Regions from separate parts of the Mus musculus genome. Here region 2 is linked to region 1. The links are chromatin loops, found by intact Hi-C in ENCODE. Cell type or tissue: heart. All regions are shown on one strand. Links, peaks and the distances in the headings refer to the core of each region. The heading gives the core; the rest is flanking DNA. Region 1 has its middle 14 kb from the start of Gm41625. Region 2 overlaps Gm41625 (a long non-coding RNA gene).

The links. Peaks named below come from ENCODE experiments on the same cell type or tissue, not always from the same donor. Only the 100,000 strongest peaks of a DNase experiment are listed, where the experiment ranks them.
Region 2: a loop joins it to region 1, with 1.8 times the contacts of the local background. A loop is called at or near these places in 2 of 42 quality-filtered maps.

Annotation. Positions count from the first base shown.
Region 1 is chr17:79,990,170-80,001,021 of GRCm38, forward strand. No RefSeq gene overlaps it. Among named protein-coding and RNA genes, the nearest start is that of Gm41625, 14 kb to the left of the region's middle. In heart, for the core only: a CTCF peak has its summit at 5,749; a DNase peak (open chromatin) is centred at 5,152.
Region 2 is chr17:79,913,795-79,924,646 of GRCm38, forward strand. The region is part of intron 2 of Gm41625 (a long non-coding RNA gene); the gene reads right to left. Among named protein-coding and RNA genes, the nearest start is that of Atl2, 23 kb to the left of the region's middle. In heart, for the core only: no CTCF peak of the experiment used is centred there; a DNase peak (open chromatin) is centred at 6,387; H3K27ac peaks cover 41 bases.

The DNA.
Region 1 (10,852 bases), core at 4,535-7,034:
TAGGGAAGGCCGGCTTTAAAAGTCATCTTTCCTTTAATAGCTAAGTGTGCAGAACAGCAAGGGGGAGCAGAGAACACCGGGGGAGGTGGCGTATGATACCCGTCATGGAATCTGGAGAGCGAGCTGGTGTTCAGGAATTCAGAAGTCAGCAAAGGTGTCAGCCCTCTGGTTTTGGAGACTTGTCAGTCCTCCACTGACTATCAGAGCACACCCCTCACAGGCCTGCCATCTCCAAGTCTTTCTGGGGGCAGTTTTGACCTTTCCCGCAGGGCGTGTCACTGTGGTAAGCTTCTCATTGGCTGGTGGAGCCTCATGTGGAGTCAGGTGGATAGCTGTGTCTTTTCTGGGTTCTCACTGCATTCCAATTAGCCTACTTTGCCTAATCAGAGCCAGCAGGAACTACCTCACACTCTCCACATCCCTTGCTACCAACGCTAAGAAGCTTGCTTGACTACCGAATGACGTTAATTGCCAGAGTAATTCTCAGAGTGTTTATGATCTTAGAATTCTTCCTCACCTTCTTTACCACACAATCCTGCTTCTTCCTTGTCAGTGTGTGATAACAATTCCTTGATTTTATTTTTGAGACAGGGTCTCACGTTGGCCTCAAACTTACTATGTAACTGAGGAGGTCCTTGAACCCTCCTCCGTCTCAGGAGTGGTAGGATTTGGTGTGGCAGAATAATGGAGGCCTGGCTCTTGGCATGAGCCACCTTAATAAAGATCCTGTGGAAGATGGCAAGCTTGCTCACTCCCACTCCATGTCTCCTCTTTAGATCAGTGCTCCCTGCCCCCAAGAAAAAAGAGTTTTAACCGTACAGTCTTCCCTTGAAGGCAAATGCAGGCAGAATCCCAGTTTAAAGCTGAGTGTAGACTAGGAGATACAGAGGAGTGGGGAAGTGATTTTCTTCTCTCCTCAGTCTCCCCTTTCCCCAAGTACCTGCAGGCTCCCTATTAAACATTCCAATAATGGCTGTCCCCTGGACCAATCCAGCACCTTTGATCAGAAGGACACAGTAATCGTAGCCTTCCCCACCCACATCGCCTTTCCCAGCCACAGCCTAGGACAGATTTTCCCAAGCCGCGAGCTGAAATTCAATCGGAGGCATTCCTCCGGCTGTTTACTTGGTGTTTTCATGCCTCACAGGTTCTGGGGTGCCCTCTGACTGAATCCTGCCTCGGCCAGACCTGCAGGCAGTGCCAAGAAGCAGGGCTGGCATTGGGTGGCAGCGGACACATGGGCGCTGAAGCCTGCTTTATGATTCCCATGTGGCTTCCTTTTGCAAACAGATTCTTGGCTCTGTGGTTTGGGGTTTCCTCATGCTTCTGACACTCTCTGCACTGAGAATGCATTGGAGAAGCACTTCAGAGTTCATGATAAGCAGAGGAAAGAAGATATGGAGATATATGAAATAATCGATGGCCAAGAAAACCTCATTTCTTGGGGGGGGGGGGGGGGGAAGTCCTGGGCAGCACTTAGAAAGCACCCAGTAGGGCTGCTAATGGATGTTGCATCCGTTTCTCTTAACCTAAGAAGCATGCTTAACTCTGGGGATGACATTGCGTCATATCTTGACATCTGCTGGGATGGTAGGCATGTCCTGGCCCTACAGTCTGGAGCCAGCTCTGCTTCCAGCTCTGCCAGAGTGGAGCAGTAGCCAGAGCAAGTATCTTTCCTCTCCAAACTTAGCCAGCATGTTCTCTTTCTTTCTTTCTTTCTTTCTTTCTTTCTTTCTTTCTTTCTTTCTTTCTTTCCTTCCTTCCTTCCTTCCTTCCTTCCTTCCTTCCTTCCTCCTTCCTTCCTTCCTCTCTCTCTCTCTCTCTCTCTCTCTCTCTCTCTCTCTCTCTCTCTCTCTCTCTCTTTGTTTTAGTTTTCCAAGACAAGGGCGTTTGTCTGTATATCCCTGCCTGTTCTGGCTATCCTCACTCTGTAGACCCAGGCTGGCCTCTAACTCACAGAGATCTACCTGCTTCTGCCTCCCGGGTGCTGGGATTAAAGTCATGTACTGGCTTAGTCAGCATTTTCTTTTCCTTTCTTTTTTTCTAAGATTTATTTATTTATTATATGTAAGTACACTGTAGCTGTCTTCAGACACTCCAGAAGAGGGTGCCAGATCTTGTTACGGATGGTTGTGAGCCACCATGTGGTTGTTTCACCTTGAACACAGACATACATGTGTTCAGATCCCAGGCTTAGGGGAAGGGGAAGCAAGCTGGCACCATCTCTCTCTCCTTCCTGACCCTTGAAGTCATGTGACTAAACCATGTCCCCTCTACCATGCTTTCTCCACCATGACGGACCATGCTCCCTTAAGCCCTTCCTTCCTTAAATTCCTCTTATTATTTTCTCAAAGGAATGAGAAAAGTAGCCAGGAGACTCTGAGCCACATTCCATTGGCTAATGTCCTTCATATCGAATGCAATCTTCCTGTACCCCTGATCAGGACCTCCCAAAACAGAGACGACCCCTGGCCCCAAAACAATCCATATGCCAGGCCAAGAAAAGCTAGCCACCAGGAAGATGGCTATAGCTACTCTTTCTAAAGAAGGCTCCCACTTATTGAAGATGTTTAGACTCTGACACCCTTTTGTGTCCAAAAAAAAAGAATGTAAGGTTCTTATAAAAACAGAAACAAAACAAACAAACAAACAAATAAACACCAAAACAGAGCAGTCCAGGAAGACAGGACATTCTCAGGAAGGGCTACCACTGTCCCATTTCTTCAGGGCACTCCCATGAGCCAACTTTAGGAGCTCTAGGACCAAGCATAGCTGTGTCACTGTGTCTTCATTTTCCCATGTGTCTTTATAGCTAATACCTATCAAGTGTGGGGACCCAGGCCTGATCCGCCCTTACAACCCCAAAGCACTGAGATAGGATTGCTCCATTCTGTTTCTTAGCAGTTCAAGGTGAGTAATCCTGAGCCTTAAGTCTCCGAGGCGGTAATTTGAGTGTTGGTTCTTACTGTTGCTCCAGTTCCCACACATCACATGGAATTGAATCCCCGTGACTCAACGGAAGAAACATTTATTCTACATCGGGAACCCTAAGTACTTCCTTACCAACTAGCCATGTGACCTAGAAAAAAGATGTGTGAGGTCCATCCTGGAGTTGATGCTATACAATGTATCTACTACCTAGGACCATTTTAGAAAGAAATCCTACAGACTGATGTATGTGGATGTAAGAGTATACAATGTGCTAGGCCAATGATTGACCTGAGAACCCAGACATACCGTGAGGAGTATGAAGACAAAAGAATTCAAAAGCAAACAGTCCCGCCTGGAAAACTGATTAGATTTGGGTTCTGCAAGGATGCCTTTGTTACAAATTTCTTAGCCTTGGCGAGGCCTCTATTTTCTTACCTGTAAGATGAGGGTATTAACAGCATCTACTTCAGGATAACTAAGTTAGTGCTGAAACAGTGCCTAGGGCATAGTAAATACTCAACAGATGTCAGTACTGTGACTGAAACATCACCCTGGCCACCCCGCATGTGTGTGTGTGAGTATGTGTGTGTGCTCCCAGAGTCTGCCTTTGCACCTGGGTGTGAAGGAACACGTTGTGGCCCTCAGCATTCTCGAAAGGAATCTTGGTGGGTCCAGTTCCCATCTCCAGCATGCATGGCTGGTGCTGGGCCTTCTATTCAGCCCAGCAGACTGAGAAATCACACATGTTCTCACTTTCCACGAGCCTCCGAGCTCTCCTTACCTTCACCACCTCCACGGGGCGGTGAAAAGGGACCATCCTAGAATCCTGTTCCACATCCATTGGATTGTGCTATCCCAGAAGCCTCCCCTAAACCCAGTACACCACATCTACTTGGAAGCACAAGCACACCGCATGCAGAATAGAAAAGATACGTCCAGAAGCTGCCTAGGGCCTAATAGCCCCTATGGGAAACGCTGAAGGATTGTCATTTGCTTTAGACGTCTTCAAAGAACTTTGGCTTTCATTTCCCTGGTTTGGAAACATAGAAATATATTCCTTGAATCTGAAACAAAGTCGGCACTTTTAAGTGTGTGTGTGTGTGTGTGTGTGTGTGTGCGCGCGCTCGTGCGTGCGTGTGCGTTTAATTGAAATAGATTTACGTCTCTTTCCATCCCCATTTTCTCTCCCCAACCCCTCCCATGCCACCCACCCTCAAGTTGATAGCCTTCAATTCTTTATTACACACACTCACACACACACATCCACATGAGAATGCAGTTGTGTGTATGCACACAAACATACACAAATACAGCCTTCTGAGTCCATCTTTATTGATGATGTCTATATGGTTTTGAGGCTGACCACTCTACACTGGACAACCAATAAGGAGGCTCATCTCTGAGAGACACTAATTCTTCTCCCTGCAGTCATTAGTTGGCTACAGTTCTTTGTCTAGGACCAGGGCTCAAAAAAGTTTCCCCCTTCCACATTGATACTCAGGATCTATGATGCAGAGATCAACAGATCCTGGGGACCCCACCTCCCATTAGTCTACATCATAGATCCTGAGTCTCTGGCTCAGGGAAGAGGAGCCAGAAAGTCTGCCAGAATACCAGGAAGTCTCCGGAAATAGTCTCTCCTAGAACTAGGGCATAAGCAAAACTGAAATACTAGCAATGTCAATAAGCATATCAATGTGTCTCACTAGGTAGTCCTAGCTGTCCTGGAACTCACTCTATAGACCATGCTAGCCTCAAACTCACCTGATTCACCTGCCTCTACGTCCTGAGTGCCACCAGGTAGTGCCACCACTACCTGGCTTGAAGTGAGTACTTTTAAAAGAGAGTTTTATGTGAACACTACAAACCTACTCTTGTTGGTAAAGCTGATTGCTGGGGGCAGTTGAGATTAACCTCATTGGTGGGCCCTGGAGAGGCATGCACCGCACCCAGCCTCCACTGGCCTCTCCCTGCTTTGGAGAAGAGCCATGTGAGCAAGTGAGCTCCAGCCCCAGCCAGAAGGCCTGGCCTGGTCTGACCAGCCTGCTTGGCAAAATGCTGGGCCAAGAGGCTTCTCTTTGCCATCTCTCCACCCAGTTGCTTCTGCATGATTTTAATTCAACCTGACCTGAGATGACCCTACGGTTGGCCCCATGGGGGTGGGGTCCCCTCTAGGACAAGAGAGTGGCATCAGGTGTCCATTAGTCCCTTAGTGTCTCTTCTGTGTGTTGTCAGCTGCTGGCTGGATTGCCACACTTTCACAGAGCATCTTGTCAATGACACCCTCGTGTCCAGCCAGGGTACCATCCTTGGCTCAGAAGTGTAGATTTCCTAACACCAGATGTGAGCTGTGAATGTCATGCAACAGGGACTGGTTCCCAGGATTTTTTCAGATGGCACAGAGGCCTTTGTCCTTGAATCAGTTCCCAAGTCAAACCTTGGGCTCTGTTACCCCAGCCTCCAGAGTTGCTCCATGAGTAAGTCTTAGGTAAGAGCTGACATCATCTGGCCTGAGTCTAACCCAGATGCCATGGGCAGCCCCAGAGAGCCAGGAAAAGGTTCTCGGGACATTTGCACCAAGTCACCTGGGTCACCCAGACCCTGTGGAGTGGCTGTAAGCACTCCAGTGGACCAGGCATGACAGCTTCTCTCTGTAGTGGTCAAAATACTTTTACAGGCTTTCTCTTGTCTAATCTCAGAATTCTAAGTTTGCTTTTGGGTGATGGTAGTGGTATCGATGATGGTGGTTTTTAAGACAGGATTCCATGGAGCCCAAGCTGGCCTCAAACTCCTGATCTTCCTGCTTCTGGCTCCCCAGTGTGGCCATTACATGTGTCTGCCACTGTGCCCAATATCAGAACTTTTTTTTTTTTAATTCAAGATGTTCTGCAAGATAAGCTACTATTACCGAGAATCCCATCTCGAAACTCAGTCAAGGTCTGTGACATCACAGGATCTGGACTTGCTCCACTCTTCAGACAATATTTAGACACTGTCAAATTACCATAGCCAGCTAAGACACACACAAGGTTCTGTCTTGGGAGCAGCCAAGGTTACCTTTCTTCTCTGATCCTTGGCTGTAGTGATTATAGTCCAAACCTTTAAAGACAACCTGGAGAGGAGGCTCATAACTGTAATCCCAGCACTCAGGAGCCAGAAGCAGGAGGACTGCTGTAACTTCAAGGTCAGTTTGGGCCACAGCTCCAGACTCATATGCCCCATAAAGAAACAAACAAACAAACAACAACAAAAATCAGAATAAAGCAAAAGACTGTGTGTAGTGGCACATGCCTTTAAATCCAGCGGAGGCAGGTGGATCTCTGTGAGTTCAGGGCTAGCCTGGTCTACAAAATGAGTTCCAGGACAGCCAGAGCTACTCAGGGGGGGTGGGGGTGGGGAAAGACCATCAAAGAGCATAAATACAGGATCAGCTATAGCTACAGACCCTCCCCACCGATTTTTTAAAAATCACTGATGGGTATTTTTATAAGGAAAGGAAATGAGTATTCCCATAAGGAATACTTTCTAAACCAAGGCTATCCCATCATCCCACTTTTCTCATTATCTCATCCCTCCTCCCCCCAGGACAGACGACAGGTAACATCACTGGCTAAACAGCAGGAGTTCAAGACCAGGGACGGGAAACATCCTTACCCTGCGACATGGTCTAAAGTAGGCCACAGCCACCAGCTGGGGCAGGGAGGTGGCAGGTGATAGTCGTCCAGAGGTGTGACCTTAATGCTATAATATCCGAGTGGGAGAGAATGGCGAAGTGCCTGTGTGTGTGGAGAGAGAGAGAGAGAGAGAGAGAGAGAGAGAGAGAGAGAGAGAGAGACTGGAGTGAGAGTAGAGGGCAGAGGCAGAACCTGTGAAGAAAAATCACCTGTTGTTGCATCCAGAAAAAGACAGTATGAAAACAGCAGCTTGGTTTCTACAGAGAAACGTGTCTGCTTCACAAGAGAAGGAACCAACCATTTGCATGTAGAAACAGCACACCAGCTTTGAGCATCGGCTTCAGAAGAGAGGATGCTCAAAGCGGCATTGGAGGCCACAGAGGGGATCAGAAAGCTGGAGCCACCTGGAAAGAATTCAGCAATATTGGGGTCAATGCAAGCTGAGCCTTCTCAAGTCCGAATCCCCGAGTCTCGGGGCTTAGACTGCTGTTTATTCGGCTGTGTGCCAACTGGTTAGATTCAGTAGTGAGAGGCATCTTAGGGACCAGTGGTGACTGGCTATGAATTCCTGGGTATTTCCTTTGGAAAGGTCGTTTCTCCTAACCCTGGATTGTTCTGGAAGAAGGTGGCCTAAGGGCTTAAATATCTCACACCCTTTCGCTGCTTAATGGTCTCTTTGTGGCTTTTGGATGTAACATCCTTTGCAGAAATAGACAAAGTTTATGTCATCTAGTTCAGTGCTTCCTGGGTTATGCACATCATCATATGTGTTCCTTTAACCTTGGGGAGGAGGGTGCAGAGCCAGGCTAGAGTAGAATTTGATCAACTCAATCTGCCGTCTTTGTTTAAACTGAGGGAAATGCAAAATGAAAAAGAAAGAAAGAAAGAAAGAGAGAGAGAGAGAGAGAGAGAGAGAGGGAGGGAGGGAGGGAGGGAGGGAGGGAGGGAGGGAGGGAGGGAGAGAGAAGGAAGGGAGAGAGGGAGGGAGGGAAGGAGGGAGGGAAGAAAAGAAAAGAAGGAAAGAAAAGAAGAAAAGAAAAAAGAAAAAAGAAAAACACAAAGGAGGAGGAGGAGGAGGAGAAGGGGAAGGGGAAGAGGAAGAGGAAGAGGAAGAGGAGGAAGAGGAAGAGGAAGAGGAAGAGGAAGAGGAAGAGGAAGAGGATGAAGAAGAAGAAGAAGAAGAAGAAGAAGAAGAAGAAGAAGAAGAAGAAGAAGAAGACGACGACGACGACACTGGGCTCCCTCTGAGTTAGCTAAATTAGCCAGGCAACTGAGAAGTGTTCCTTAGACCTGCACCAGCTGTGTCTTTCCTTGGGAAGAGTTGGGAAAAAGACATGTGACTGGTAAGCAGTAACTAAGACTGCCCACATGATTCCTGGTTCTTTTGCATCTTTGGATTCCATTATTGCAAGATATCTCCAAAAGAAATGCACATGATACGCACTCACTGATAAATGGATATTAGCCCAGAAACCTAGAATACCCAAGATAGAATTTGCAAATCACATGAAACTCAAAAATAAGGAAGACCAAAGTGTGGATACTTCATTCCTTCTTAAAATGGGGGAAAAAATACCCATGGGAGGAGTTACAGAGACAAAGTTCAGAGCTGAGACAGAGGAATGACCATCCAGAGTCTACCCCACCCAGGGATCCATCCATAAACAACCACCAAACCCAGACACTATTGCATATGCCAGCAAGATTTTGCTGCTAGGACCCTGATATAGCTGTCTCTTGTGAGGCTATGTCAGTGCCTGGCAAATACAGAAGTGGATGCTCACAGTCACCTATTGGATGGAACCCCGGGCCCCCAATGAAGGAGCTAGAGCAAGTACCCAAGGAGCTGAAGGGATCTGCAACCCTATAGGTGGAACAACACTATGAACTAACCAGTACCCCCCAGAGCTCGTGTCTCTAGCTGCATGTGTAGCAGAGGATGACTTAGTAGGCCATCAATGGGAGGAGAGGCCCTTGGTCTTGTGAAGATCATATGCCCCAGTACAGGGGAATGCCAGGGCCAGAAAGCAGGAGTGGGTGGGTTGGGGAACAGAACAGGGGTGGGGGTATAGGGGACTTTTTGGATAGCATTTGGAATGTAAATGAAAAAAATATCTAATTAATAAAAAAAGATTTCTTGGCACTGACTCTTCTCTCCAGCTGTAGGGAGCACTGGAATCCGGCTGTAGGGAGCACTGGAATGGGACTTTACGGTCCTTCACCATCAGGTCACTTTGCCTCCCTCCCACAGCTAACTGACTCTCTCTGCCTGGTTCCAGGCCTGCCAACACTGCATTCCAGGACAGATGCAATTCCTTCCTGCTCCAGTCAAACAAGATAGATGAGGGCCAAGGACAGATGTCTGTTAGGGATGCCAGGAGATCTGTGACCCCTGCGGATTCACTTGAGAGAGGCCCATGGTGAGACAGCTCACCCTGCAGGAGAAGGCTGAGTTACGTAAGCCAAGTTCGTGGGTTTGCTCTCTGCTCTTCACCTGTTGCTAATTAATAAGCTGCCTGTCACAGCCCAACAAGAAAATCATCTTCCTACTTAAGCAAGCTCACCTCACTGTAGGAGTGAAGACACATCGGCAGAGTTATCAGTCCAACAATACCACATACAGGACCGAAGGGATGAGAATATGCTGATGAAAACCATCAGGGCCCCTGTTCCGCCATGACAGAATCACAGACATGTGTTGTAGGTCAGCAGCTCTGTTCAACTCATGCTGTTCACATAACAAGAATTACCTCCAGTGCACAAAAAAAAAAAAAAAAAAAAAAAAAAAACCCTGCAGAATTGCTTTGAGTACAGAGTCAGACAAACCCAGTGGTTCCCTCCAGATGGATGTGTGCAAAAGCTAGGGAGTGGGGCTGGAACTCTCCGGTTCTGACACGGTCAAATGAAGCTCAGATCCCAATAGCGAAACAAAGCCTTCCTGCCCACGACACCAACAACAAAGCTTGAGGTGCAAGGTAGGTCAGGACCAGGGGACAGGACCAGCGGGAGAGAAGGGAGCCCTGGGGACGTGGCCCAGAGCGTCAACCAGTGTGGAGGCCCCTGTGAGTCCTCGGAGGTGATGTGTGGGACGCTGACCTAGTTTAGATGGCAAACACCTGAAGCGTAGCTGCCTGAAGCAAACACTGGTCTACTTTGCTTGAAGAAAGAGTGAGATCCCGGAGCGGTACCCAGCTTTAGTCCCAACACTTGACAGCAGGGGCAGGGGAATCTCGGTGAGTTCCGGACTAGCCTGCTCTACATGGTGAGTTCTATAGACCAGTGCTACATAATAAGACTCTGTCAACAAGGAGCTGGGGGGTGAACCAGGGCCCAGGGACACTGCAAAACTGTAGACGGCCTTTCAGGGAAACAAGGGCTCTAGTGGAGAAGACGGGCAGTCTGGAGTTGGGAAGTGAACTCAGGTACACAGAGGGAGTTTTGAAAGTGGCCCTGGAGAGCACAGAACACTCGCAAGGGTAGCAACGGTTACAGAGCAAAACTGAGTTTACTGAGGTGTGTTTCCTGCATCTGAAGAACATCCTGGTGCTCTCTCAGATATCAGACTCCACGCAGTGACGGCCTTCCTGCCTCCATCGCTCATTCTGTGAGCTTCTCCTGGAACCCTCACGAACACCGCACGCCTAGCATATCCAAAACTGAGTATCATGGCCACCCGCTTCCAGGCTTTCTCCAGAGCACAGCCATGAGTCCTCAGCCGACATTGGTAATTGACCTAGAAATCCAGTGAGAGATTGTGTCTCCCACCTCCTTCCTCTAACGATGTGGTTCTCAGCCCTCCTAAAGCTGCCACCCTTTAATACAGTGCCTCATGTTTGGTGATCCCCAACTATAAGATTCTTTTTGTTGCCACTTCATAACTGTAATCTCGCTACTGTTATGAATTGTGCTGTGTTTTCCGATGGTCATAGGTTAACCATGTGAAAGGGTCTTTCAACCCCCAAAGGGGTCATGACCCATGGGCTGAAAACTGCTGCTGTACTAAGTCATCTCCCGTTTTCACCCAGGAAACTACAGCCCCACTATTAAGCGACTGTTGCTGTTTTAATGTGTTGCTACAAACTTACAAGTTTAGCCCACCACACAAGTCTACGGCCTTATAGTACGAAAAGTCAGTCCTAAAAATCCAAGGTGTCCACAAAGCTGTGTTATCTTCCGGGGCTTCTGAAAGGAGAATCTGTTCCCTGCCATCTTGAGCTTCTGCAAGCCACTTGCGGTCTTTGGCGGCT
Region 2 (10,852 bases), core at 5,342-7,841, 76 kb before region 1:
TTGGTATTGAACAATTATTGCATTGGTATTGAACATGTGGCAGACCTTCTTTCTTGACACTATTCTCCAAACCATATAATCTCCGATACATAATATTTGCATCATAGTAGGCATATAAAATGTATAAAGGAGAAGCTAGGTATGGCAACTCATGCCTGTCATACCGACACTCGGGAGGCTGAGGCAGGAATATGGCTGGGTGTTTGAGGCCCTCCTGGGCTATGTTGTGGCTTTAAAGCTACTCAAAGCTATGAAGAGATACCCTATCTAGAAAGGAAAATGAAAGAAGGAATGGCGGGAGAAAGAGGAGGAAGGTGGGAGGGAAGAAGGAGGTGAATGATAAAAAGCACTGTATCCCCATTTTATACAAGGACTTTGAGCATTTCAGATTTGGGTATCTCCTCACAGAGCCCTGGAACCGGTCTCCTTGGATGCAAATAGATAACCTGTATGTTCTATGATCCAACAATCTATTCTTCTAACTAGCAGAAATCCATGAGTTTTCATCAAAGCACGTGTACAAGGATGGCCATCAAAGCACTATTTATAATATCCCCTAACAGGGAACAACCCAAATGACCACAAAGAGTAGATGTAAGTAATACGTTATACTCAAGCATTAGTATCCTCCTGTGCAGGGACAATGAACAAACTGAAATGATGAGCAACAATAGGAAGAGGCCTCACTAAAGCGATGGGAAGAAGCCAGGTAAGACGATAGCCATGTTCTGGTGGCTTCCTCAATATAAAACTCGGGCGTAAGGAAAGCAAATCCCTGTGCATTGAGTAGATCCAGACTGCTTACCATTAGATTGGAGCAAAGTGAAAGCTGCAGGGTACCAAGAGGGACGAAGGTAACAAGCCCAGGCTGGTCAGAGGGGTGAGTTCACACTGCGAAAATACCGTCTGCGTGCGTTTTCACACTCATATTTATTCAGCACACGCATACTTAATCTGTTGAACCATCTTTCTCTGCCCCTCCCCAAACAGGTTTTTATGTGTGTTGTTTGTCAATAAAAAGAGTCCAAAAAAGGGTCATATTCAGGTATTATAAATACATCAGTATTCTTTAAGATTTTTTATTATTACTGGAGAGTTGAAGCTCAGAGAAGTTGTAGAAATTGACTTCTGATGATCTTTGAATAAGACATCTGAACTCTGATGCATTTTTTTCTGACACTGATTCTCTGGGTAGTTTCATTTTTATTGTAAATTTTATTAGACCTATTCGTCTTATTTAATATGTGAGTGCAGGCGTGGTGGTGCACGCCTTTAATCCCAGCACTTGGGAGGCAGAGGCAGGTGAATTTCTGAGTTCGAGGCCAGCCTGGTCTACAGAGTGAGTTCCAGGACAGCCAAGGCTACACAGAGAAACCCTGTCTCGGAAAAAAAAAAAAAAAAAAAAAAAAAAAAACTTAATATGTGTTTTGGCTACATAGATGTAGGTGGAACATAACAACAGCTTGGTGCCCACAAAGGTAAGACAAGAATATTAGAGCCCCTGGAACTAGAATTATGGAGAGTTGTGAACTATCGTGTAGATGCTGGAGTCAGGCACAGATCCTCTGCAAGAACAACAAGTTCTCTTAACCACTGAGCCATCTCTCCAGAGCTGCTAGGTCAGTGGTTCTCAACCTGTGGGTCACAGCTTTGGAAATCAAATGACCCCTTCACAGGGGCCATCTAATACCATTGGAAAAACACAGATGTTTACATTATGATGCATAACAGCAGCAATGAAAATCATTTTATGGGGGGAAGCAGTTCACTACAACATGAGGAACTGAATTAAAGGGTTGGGGGAATTAGGATGTTTGAGAGCCACTGCTCTCGGTGAGTTTAGAAAAGCATTACTTGTGGACCTGGGAAATGCCCAGGAAATAAAAGTGCTTCCAGGGGCCCTCTGAACCTTGCTAGCCAAACAGAATAGACAAAATGGTGAGCTCTAGTTTCAATGAGAGAGACCCTGTCACACAAAAAAACACAAGGTGTAGTCGGGCAGTGGTGGTGCATGCCTTTAATCCCAGAACTTGGGAGACCGAGGCAGATGGATCTCTCTGAGTTTAGTCCCAGCACTTCGGAGGCAGAGGCAGGCAGATTTCTGAGTTCGAGGCCAGCCTGGTCTACAAAGTGAGTGCCAGGACAGCCAGGGCTACACAGAGAAACCCTGTCTCGAAAAACAAAACAAAAAAAAAAACCAAACAAACAGAGTGAGTTCCAAGACAGCCAGGGCTACACAGAGAAACCCTGTCTCAAAACAAAGCAAAACAAAACAAACAATAAAAAACCCAAGGTGGAGGTGAGAAAGGAAGACACCCACTGCAAACCTCCCTGGTCTCGATACACACAGAGACACATGCGTGCACACGTATGCCACACATATAAATTAAATTCTTTATGGAAGAAACAGAAGAACATTTCTTGTATTGCACCTATTCTAAAAGAATAATCTTGGCTTTCATTTTTCACTCCTCATCAAATAGATTTGCCTTAGAGGTAAACTGTGAGGCCAGTGCACTGTAGCTGAGGCGTTAGATGTTAACACCAGAAGTCCAAGCCCTCGCCACGTTCGTGTGAAAGCAGCAGTCTGTCTGCAGTGAGGAGACCGTTGTGACAGCTAAGCAGTCACCAGCCTGTCAACTCCTCTGCTGCACCTATGGGTGAAGTCTGTGCTGCTTGTCATCGAGAGTCTTGAGGACACCAGATTCACTTTATCTTCCCTATTAGGGGCTTCCTCGTTTCTCACAAGGATGGATTCCTCAGTTCTGGGAAGTTACGGGAAGTCACAAGACGTTGGGAATAGAGTGTGATGAGAATTGATGCTGATGGAGAAAGACCAAGCATTAACATTTAGGAGCTGAAGACTTTGGGCAAGTCACCCTCCCTTCGTTTGCCTTTCCAGGAAAAAGAGAAGCCCTGTTTTACCTGCTTCATTGAGTTGTTTTGAGGTAGAAGTTACATTTTTGCCTAGGAAATTGGGTTTGAAAACTAACACATGCAGAAGAACTCATATAAAATATTATGATCATGGGGAAATGTTATCAGGAAACTCTTCATTTCCATCACAAGCAGGTATCTATGTGAGCCATTCCCAGGGTGATGGCAAACCACAGGGGACAAGTTGTTACAAACCACATCTGGTAGGAGAAGACAGGCAGTTAAAACTGCTAGAAGGAGAGTGAAGCTATGCCATGGAACACACAGAGGAGAGGATGTGTAGTCTGACCCGTGTCCTAGAGGTGAGCGTGAAGCTCTATGGGAAGAGTGCTCTAGGCAAAGGCAGCATGCAAGTATACTGATACAGAAGGGACCTTCACCTCCTGAAGAGCAGAGAGAACTTTGGGGGGTGGGGCTGGAGCAGAGAGAGCTGGGTTAGAAAGATGCGTACAGACGAGACTCCGAAAGATACCACGTACTGTGTCAGGAAATGGGCTCACCTCGTAAGAGGATATAGACAGGAAATGAAAACAGAACTAAGCCCTGTTTTTAGCAGAGGAAAATGAAAAGCGTAAGATTTTTCTCCCTGGGAGACTATAACTTCAGCATGTTGATGACATCACACACTAGCTTCGGAGGTGGCTTTTCTGAGAAGCTAAAGAAGTCCACAGTCCAGTCCCAGGAGGCACCTGACATTCATAGGTAAATTATACGTAGTTTCCCCCTTTGGAAGTCTCATCAACTTGACCCTGTGTTAATGTACTCAAATGATATGGCTGGTTTCTGGCCTCAGGACTCCAGTAGCATGTCAGACCCTAGAGGTTTATAAAGATGCCCACCTCGGGTGTTTTCTAAATCTTCCCATCTGGCCCAGCAAGCCTGACGTGGAGGCTGCTGTAGGTCACCTTACTTTCTCTCTTCCTTACTAAGACCCAAAGCCTAGACGGTCCACAACTCACTCCAGCCTTTCCACAACCCACCCCTTTCAAGCCTCCTCCTTCCTTCTCCCTTCCTTCCCCAGTGACCTCACTACCCCTTCTGCAGAGCTCCGCTGACAGGCTCTCATTCTGGCAGCACACATATTCTCTTGTGGCTCCATGGTTTCGCACAAGCTGTTTCTAGAGCATCCTCACACCGCTGTAAAGCTGGGGGCTAAGTCAATGACACCATTACAACTAATCTTTAGAAGGATGACACAAAATGGGTTGGGAGGAGGGTGACTGCCCAGAGAGAAAATGAATGACTCTCAGCCATGGAGATGCTCAACAAAGAGGTTGAAGGATGGATGCAGCAGTGTGGGCTTGGGGGAGGGTGGAGATCTGGGTTCTAAGGAGTTCAGTTCCCTTAAGTTCTCTTCTTTAACCTGAAGAAAAGCTTTCCCAGAGCAGCCACAGGCCACTGCCAGCCCTGGACAGTGGCATTGATCCCAGTGTGGACTACACAAAACAACGTGATCATCCTGTCAGGATCCGAAAGAGAAAAGACAGAAACAATTAGCATAAATACAAGGCCACCTACTTAATTAAAGGCACAAACCAGGGCAGCTAAAAAGCAGAATGTCAAACAGGCAGGGAGTTTCGGGGAAGGTGAGTTACATAATTGAGACCCAGACAAGAGTGTTCTTTTCTCAAGGTTAGGAGACAAACCTGAGCCAATCAGCTGTTTCCAGACATTTCTTCCTATAAGCTTTCTACCAAGCAGTGAAACCTAGAGTCGGGAGCATCAGAAATGAGGCTGACAGAGGCCTCCTAAGCCAGCCATTCCCCTGGGTCAATAGGCTGTCCTCTGGGTGAGGTGTGGCTCTGTGCTGGTGGTGACATCACAGGGCTCTCAAGATCATCACCATTTCACAACGTAAGGACTGTTCCAGCTGGAAGCAACCTTTGAGACCGTGTGGCCAACCTGGCCTTGTTGTTGAACAAAAAGTTTCAAAGGTCAGAGAAAGTTGCTCCAGGACAGGACTCGAGTCCCCGTGGTCATAGCCAGTGCCTCGTTCACTTCGCCTCTCCCAGTGTACCTGCAGATAAGTCAAGTCCCAGCACTCAGGGGGCCTTTGCTAGGGGCGACTGAGAACCGCCCCTTCAGCAAACTTGGCGAAGCTAGCCCCTCCCCTTCTTGCTCACAGTCTCCTCCCCTTTCTGTTTTATCTTTAGCCTCTCTTGTCTCTCTCCAACCTGCCTCTGTCCTCACAGTGGTGGCACAAGAGAGACTGTATACTCCATTTTGTCTGACAGTGGCTCTGCAAGTCAGGAAGCTGGAGACAAAGTATTTCCTTCTCTTTAAACACCTTCTTCCTCGCTTCCAGGCCATTCCTGGTACTGCTTCCAAAACAATCGCAAAACGAAGCCTCCTCAGGGTACTCAGGTAGAGGGAAAGCCCAAGACAGTGAGCTATGGATGGAAGACAGCCTCACACAGACATACAGGCAGGCAAAACACCAATGGATATAAAAATAAATTATAAAAAAAAAACAACAACAACAAACAAAAAACTCATTGCTCTCTGTATCTCCAGCTCCACCAGACACCTCTGGCCTCCTTAGGTGCGCACTCGTGTGCACACACACATATACACAAATATTTTGTAGAAAAGGACATATGTAAAACTAAACATTGCTTTCCTTTTTTGATGATCGCCTTCCTTGATGATTTTCATTTTTAATAATATGACATGGTTAAAACAGAGAGGGAGCTGCCATTCGTTCTGAGTCTTGACCCACCCATAGCTTTTTCCTCTCTGCTAGCCATTGCCCCTACTAGAGAACTGCTCGTGTTCCAAGCAAATTTTTCCACAAAGGAAATACATTTGAATAGTATACTCTCAAGACCCAACAGCTTTCAATAAGATACACAAAGTCCTCTGCAGTCTTCAAAGAGAAAGATTTGGGGACAGGATTTTCTTGATCCCCTTTAGATTATAACTCTGAAGAGGCCAATCCTACCAGACAGTGCTAAATGGGGAAATCAGAGCTTTCACCATCCAAGGCCACCGTCCAAGGCCACTGTGGGGGAGCAGAATCTACTCCTGGGGTCTATCTCTCACCCCAGTTAGACACTCTTGCCTAATGTAACCACATTTATTATAATAACGTCCTTTGAAGTCACAGCCTGCGCTGCTATCCTCATCAGGGACATGCGGCACTGCCCAAACCCCCGGTGTCTTCTCCATTGACAGAGATGAAAGGAAACATAAAACCTAGTCACATCTCAGGAAATCTTTACTTAAAGAACAACATACACGGTGACTTCTCGGCTACCTGCGCCTGAGAAGATCATAGCTTTAAATCCAGCACAGTGTGGTCCAAGTCAGTTCAACGGGCAATGAAGTGGTTCTTTGTTTTCAGGACCTGCTAAGCCAGGTTGAAGGAGGAGGCAGGCTCCTTACTTGGTTGGTATGCTACCCGGGGTGTTAGCATTACACAATCCCGAGCTGGACAGCAGGCAGAGCTGGCGCTAGCTTGCTCGTGCTGGAACAGAACAAAGCCTCGGGAGAGACCTTTTACTTTCCTACAGCTCTGCCAGAATTTCCAATTGTTCCAGCTCTAGACTTGGGGGACTTTAAAAATGATAAAGTGATAGGTTTGGAATTTATTTCGCTCCTCCAAAGAAAACTGCAGGACTCTCGTGGACTTGATAATTGCAGAGGTGTTGGCTTTCCCAATTTCCCCACCACATCAACAGAACCTGCCAAGGAGGAGAACTTGCAGTGGGGCCAGGGCTAGATGGACCCTTTCTCTTTATTAGGCCATCCTGTCTTAAACTTGGATTGAAATAAAGAGCTCCAGCATCAAACTGGGTGGCTGTTGCTGGGTTGCTTTTCATTTTAGGAGAACAAGACCTTTTTCATTCCTCTGGGTTCTCTCCAAATAGAGTGGTCTTTTCAGTCTAGTGCCTTCACGGGTGAGTAATGAGTCAGAGAGAAAGCACAGAGTGTGAGTGTATGTGAGCCAGCCTGTGTATGTATAAATGTCTAATGCTAGCCAGGTATAGCGGTGCTCACCTGTAATCCCAGTACTCATGAGGATAGACAACTGGAAGGTTGTAGAATATGGAAGAGAGACATAGTTGGAGAAAGTAAACCTTTTGGGGGCCTGCACTGAACATACACTTGGTCCAGGCCCCTTACTGCTCTTCCCTGGTCCAGGCGCCTTACTGTTCTCTTTGCTTCCTGGAGACTGTAAGATAAGCAGCTTTTCTTTCAACAAGCCCTTCCTTCCCTGTTTCTATCCAGAAACAACAAAGCCAGACAGCCATAGCTGAAAACTCAAAGGGAGCCCTTTCTTCCTTATGTTAATTTTTCTTGGGCATTTGTCATCTCAAATAATAAATAGGTAGATAAATAAATAACTGAAAGACTTTAGAAAAGCAGGAAGAATTGTATTTTGTTAGCTGAGTGACAATATCTGAAGCCCAATTTCCTTACCTTGCCTTTCCTTGCTATCACAGATGTTTATTGTGAGAAATGTGTGATGTAAAAATTGATAAAGCAGTTAATATTGTGCCTGCTCACCACACACACTCGGTAAAACCTAGTTCCAACTACTTCTATTACTATCCAAGAATTTCTGAGAGGAGAATCGTTCTGTTTGGACATTTTGACTACGTGACCTATTTCAGTCCAAATAGTGTTAGAAATGGAGATGAAGGAAGAGGAAAGACTAGCATTGCATAGAGACCACAGCCAAGTATCTTACCCTAAATCCCAGTGTTTCTACTTTATTTTTTTCTTCCAACTTAATAATCTCTAATATGATTGGATGTAATATTGGATGCAAGTTTGTGATGTAAAATTGGATGTAATGTGCTAATCCTTACATTTACCCACTCTTGAGGTTAGAGGGCATCTTAGTTAGGGTTTTACTACTGTGAATAGACACCATGACCAAGGCAAGTCTTATACGGACAACATTTAATTGGGGCTGGCCTACAGGTTCAGAGATTCAGTCCATTATCATCAAGGCAGGAGCATAGCAGTGTCCAGGCAGGCATGGTGCAGGAAGAACTGAGAATTCTACATCTTCATCTAAAGGATGCTAGAAGTAGACTGACTTCCAGGCAGTTAGAATGAGGGACTTAAAGCCCACCCCCACAGTAACACACTTCCTCCACCAAGACCACACCTCCTAATAATGCCATTCCCTGGGCCAAGCATAAACACACCACTCCAGAGGGTAAAACTTGTTGTCCCTTTCATTCTTCTTGTGAAGCTTAGCTCTTTTTTTATTTATTTAATTAGGTATTTTCTTTATTTACATTTCAAATGCTATCCCAAAAGTCCCCCATACCCTCCCCCACCAACTCCCCTACCCACCCACTCCCACTTCTTGACCCTGGCGTTCCCCTGTACTGAGGCATATAGAATTTGTAAGACCAAGGGGCCTCTCTTCCCAATGATGGCCAACTAGGCCATCTTCTGCTACATATGCAGCTAGAGTCAAGAGCTCCAGGGGTACTGGTTAGTTCATAATGTTGTTCCACCTATAGGTTTGCAGACCCCTTTAGCTCCTTGGGTGCTTTCTCTAGCTCCTCCATTGGGGGCCTGTGTTCCATCCAATAGCTTACTGTGAGCATCCACTTCTGTGTTTGCTAGGCACCGGCATAGATGAGGCTTAGTTCTTGACCTCTGTTAAACAATTAGCACAGATAGACCAAGCCTTCTAACTCATATTCAGTATTTTTCAGTTCTTTTGAGAAAAGGAGAAAAAAAATCTATTTTCCCCCTGTTCCTCTTGGTAATGTTAGTGATATCACACACAGGGACAAAAATCTAATCAACACACATGCTGTTGTCTTAGAGTGCCTTGCAAGCAGCTTTGGGGTTAGTCGTTAAGGTCTTTCGTTGTACTTCCGTAAGTATAATGTGCAATTGTTTGTCAACCACAGGCCTGCAAAGTAGAGGGGGCAAGAAGAGGAGGAGGTAGAAAAGAAAGCTGAAACAGTTTCAAAGAGACAGCTCCCTCTTTGGTTACTACTCAGGCTCTGGGAGTTGGGGGTAGAGAACATTTGTGTGTGTGTGTGTGTGTGTGTGTGTGTGTGTGTGTGTAGTGGATTGATCTTAAATGTAAAACACGGGTGATAAAAATGATATTCAGAATCAATAAAATCCCCAAATCCCAGGATTTGAACTCCCAATCTCCCCAGCGTCTACCCTTCTTACTGTTAGCCTATGAGTGTACACAATTCTCCAGTCATCTCCATGTTTCTGAACTCAGGAGAGCTTTCTCCCAGCAGAGTAGAGAGCAGCTCTATAAACAGACTGGTAAGCGACAGAGACACCCCCTTAGAAGTTGGATGGTCTTTAAAAGAAACAGTCTTTACTGCGGAAAAACCAAGGAGGGCTAGTTTGTTGTGAAGAAGTAACATATTGATTATAATTTCTCTTCATGCAAGATGATGAAAGCAGGTAGTGGCATATGTAGAGCAGTCTCCAACCTTCCCACCCTTTCCTTCCGCTGCCTTTACAGGACCAATGAGCTGGACACAGCAAGCCCTCTGACATCAAACAGATCCAGCCAAGAGCTAGCTGTTCTCAGCTGACTGAACTCAGGGACCCTGGAAGCCAGGACTTTTGGAGCTAAAACTGCCTCTCTTCCATGTGCAGCTCAGAGGCATCCCTTCTAGTCAATATGTTGGAAGCCAGTGGTCGGGGCGCCAGTTCTAGATCCCTCTGAATGCACTCTGCCGTGTTCTTTACCTAAATGCTCATACATAAAGGACAAGGAGGAAATTGATTCCAGGAAACGAGTCTCTGCAGTCCCTCACTGTGAACCATCTCTTTTCCTCCAATGGCTCTGTAGTGGTGTCAACACTGTGCTGTGCCTGGCTTTTCGGGCTTCTAGATTTATGTTAGAAGGGTTTTGTGAGCTATTCCATAACTCATAGGAGCAACAACAACAACAACAAAAATACAGGGTGTGTATTACCTTACATTTTATCCTAAATTAACCCAAACTTGCTTTGTCTAGACAGATTATACCATAATGAGTCCTTGGAAGTCTCAAAGAATATTATCACATTGTCTTAAGTGATCCTATAATTGCTTAAATTTTTTTTTAAATTTCTACTCATTTATTTTGTGTTTTGTTGGGTTTTGTTTTGTTTTGTTTTTTTGTTTTGTTTGTGTATGAGTGTTTTGTCTTCATATATGTCTGTGTACCACATCCATGCCTGATGCCTACAGAAGCCAGAAAAGGCGTGGGATCTCTTGAGAATGGAGTAACAGACAACTGTGAGTTACCATGGAGGTACTGGGAACCAACCCCTTATCCTCTGGAAGAATGCTATAGTTGTGATCACTCCAGTGATTCCATCTCTCCAGTGCCTGAAACACTGCTTTAGGAATGTAGACTATATTTTGATTTTTTTTTTAATCCAAAGCCCTGAGAGACACTATATTCAGTGTATTTATGATGCTGTCTACCTGTGAATCTGGCCTCTATCTAAAATTACTCCCGCATCACTCCAATCAGCTACCGTGAAGAATAATCACAGTTGTCATATGTCATCGACTATGTGTGGATAGGAAACATGTCAGAGATAATACCTATACGATTTCATTTTATCTTCATAACAACTTTTGTAATTACACCCAGTTAAGAGGCACTGAGTCTGGTGCTGAAGAGATGGCTCAGCGGTTAAGAGCACTTGCTGATGTCCCAGAGAACCTGAGTCCGGTTCTCAGCACCTATGTCAGGTGGTTCACAACTGTCTATAAATATAGCTCCAGGGGACACAACACCTCTATTCTCCACAGTCCCACACTCACATGCAAACACACACATACACATAATTTAAAAAAAAAAAACAATATAATGAAGTCTTTTTAAAAAGTAATGCTGGATCTAAAATACAGAAAAGTAATTTCCCCAAGAGCAGGACAGCAAGCAGTGGAGTCCCTGGACAAATTCAGATATGTG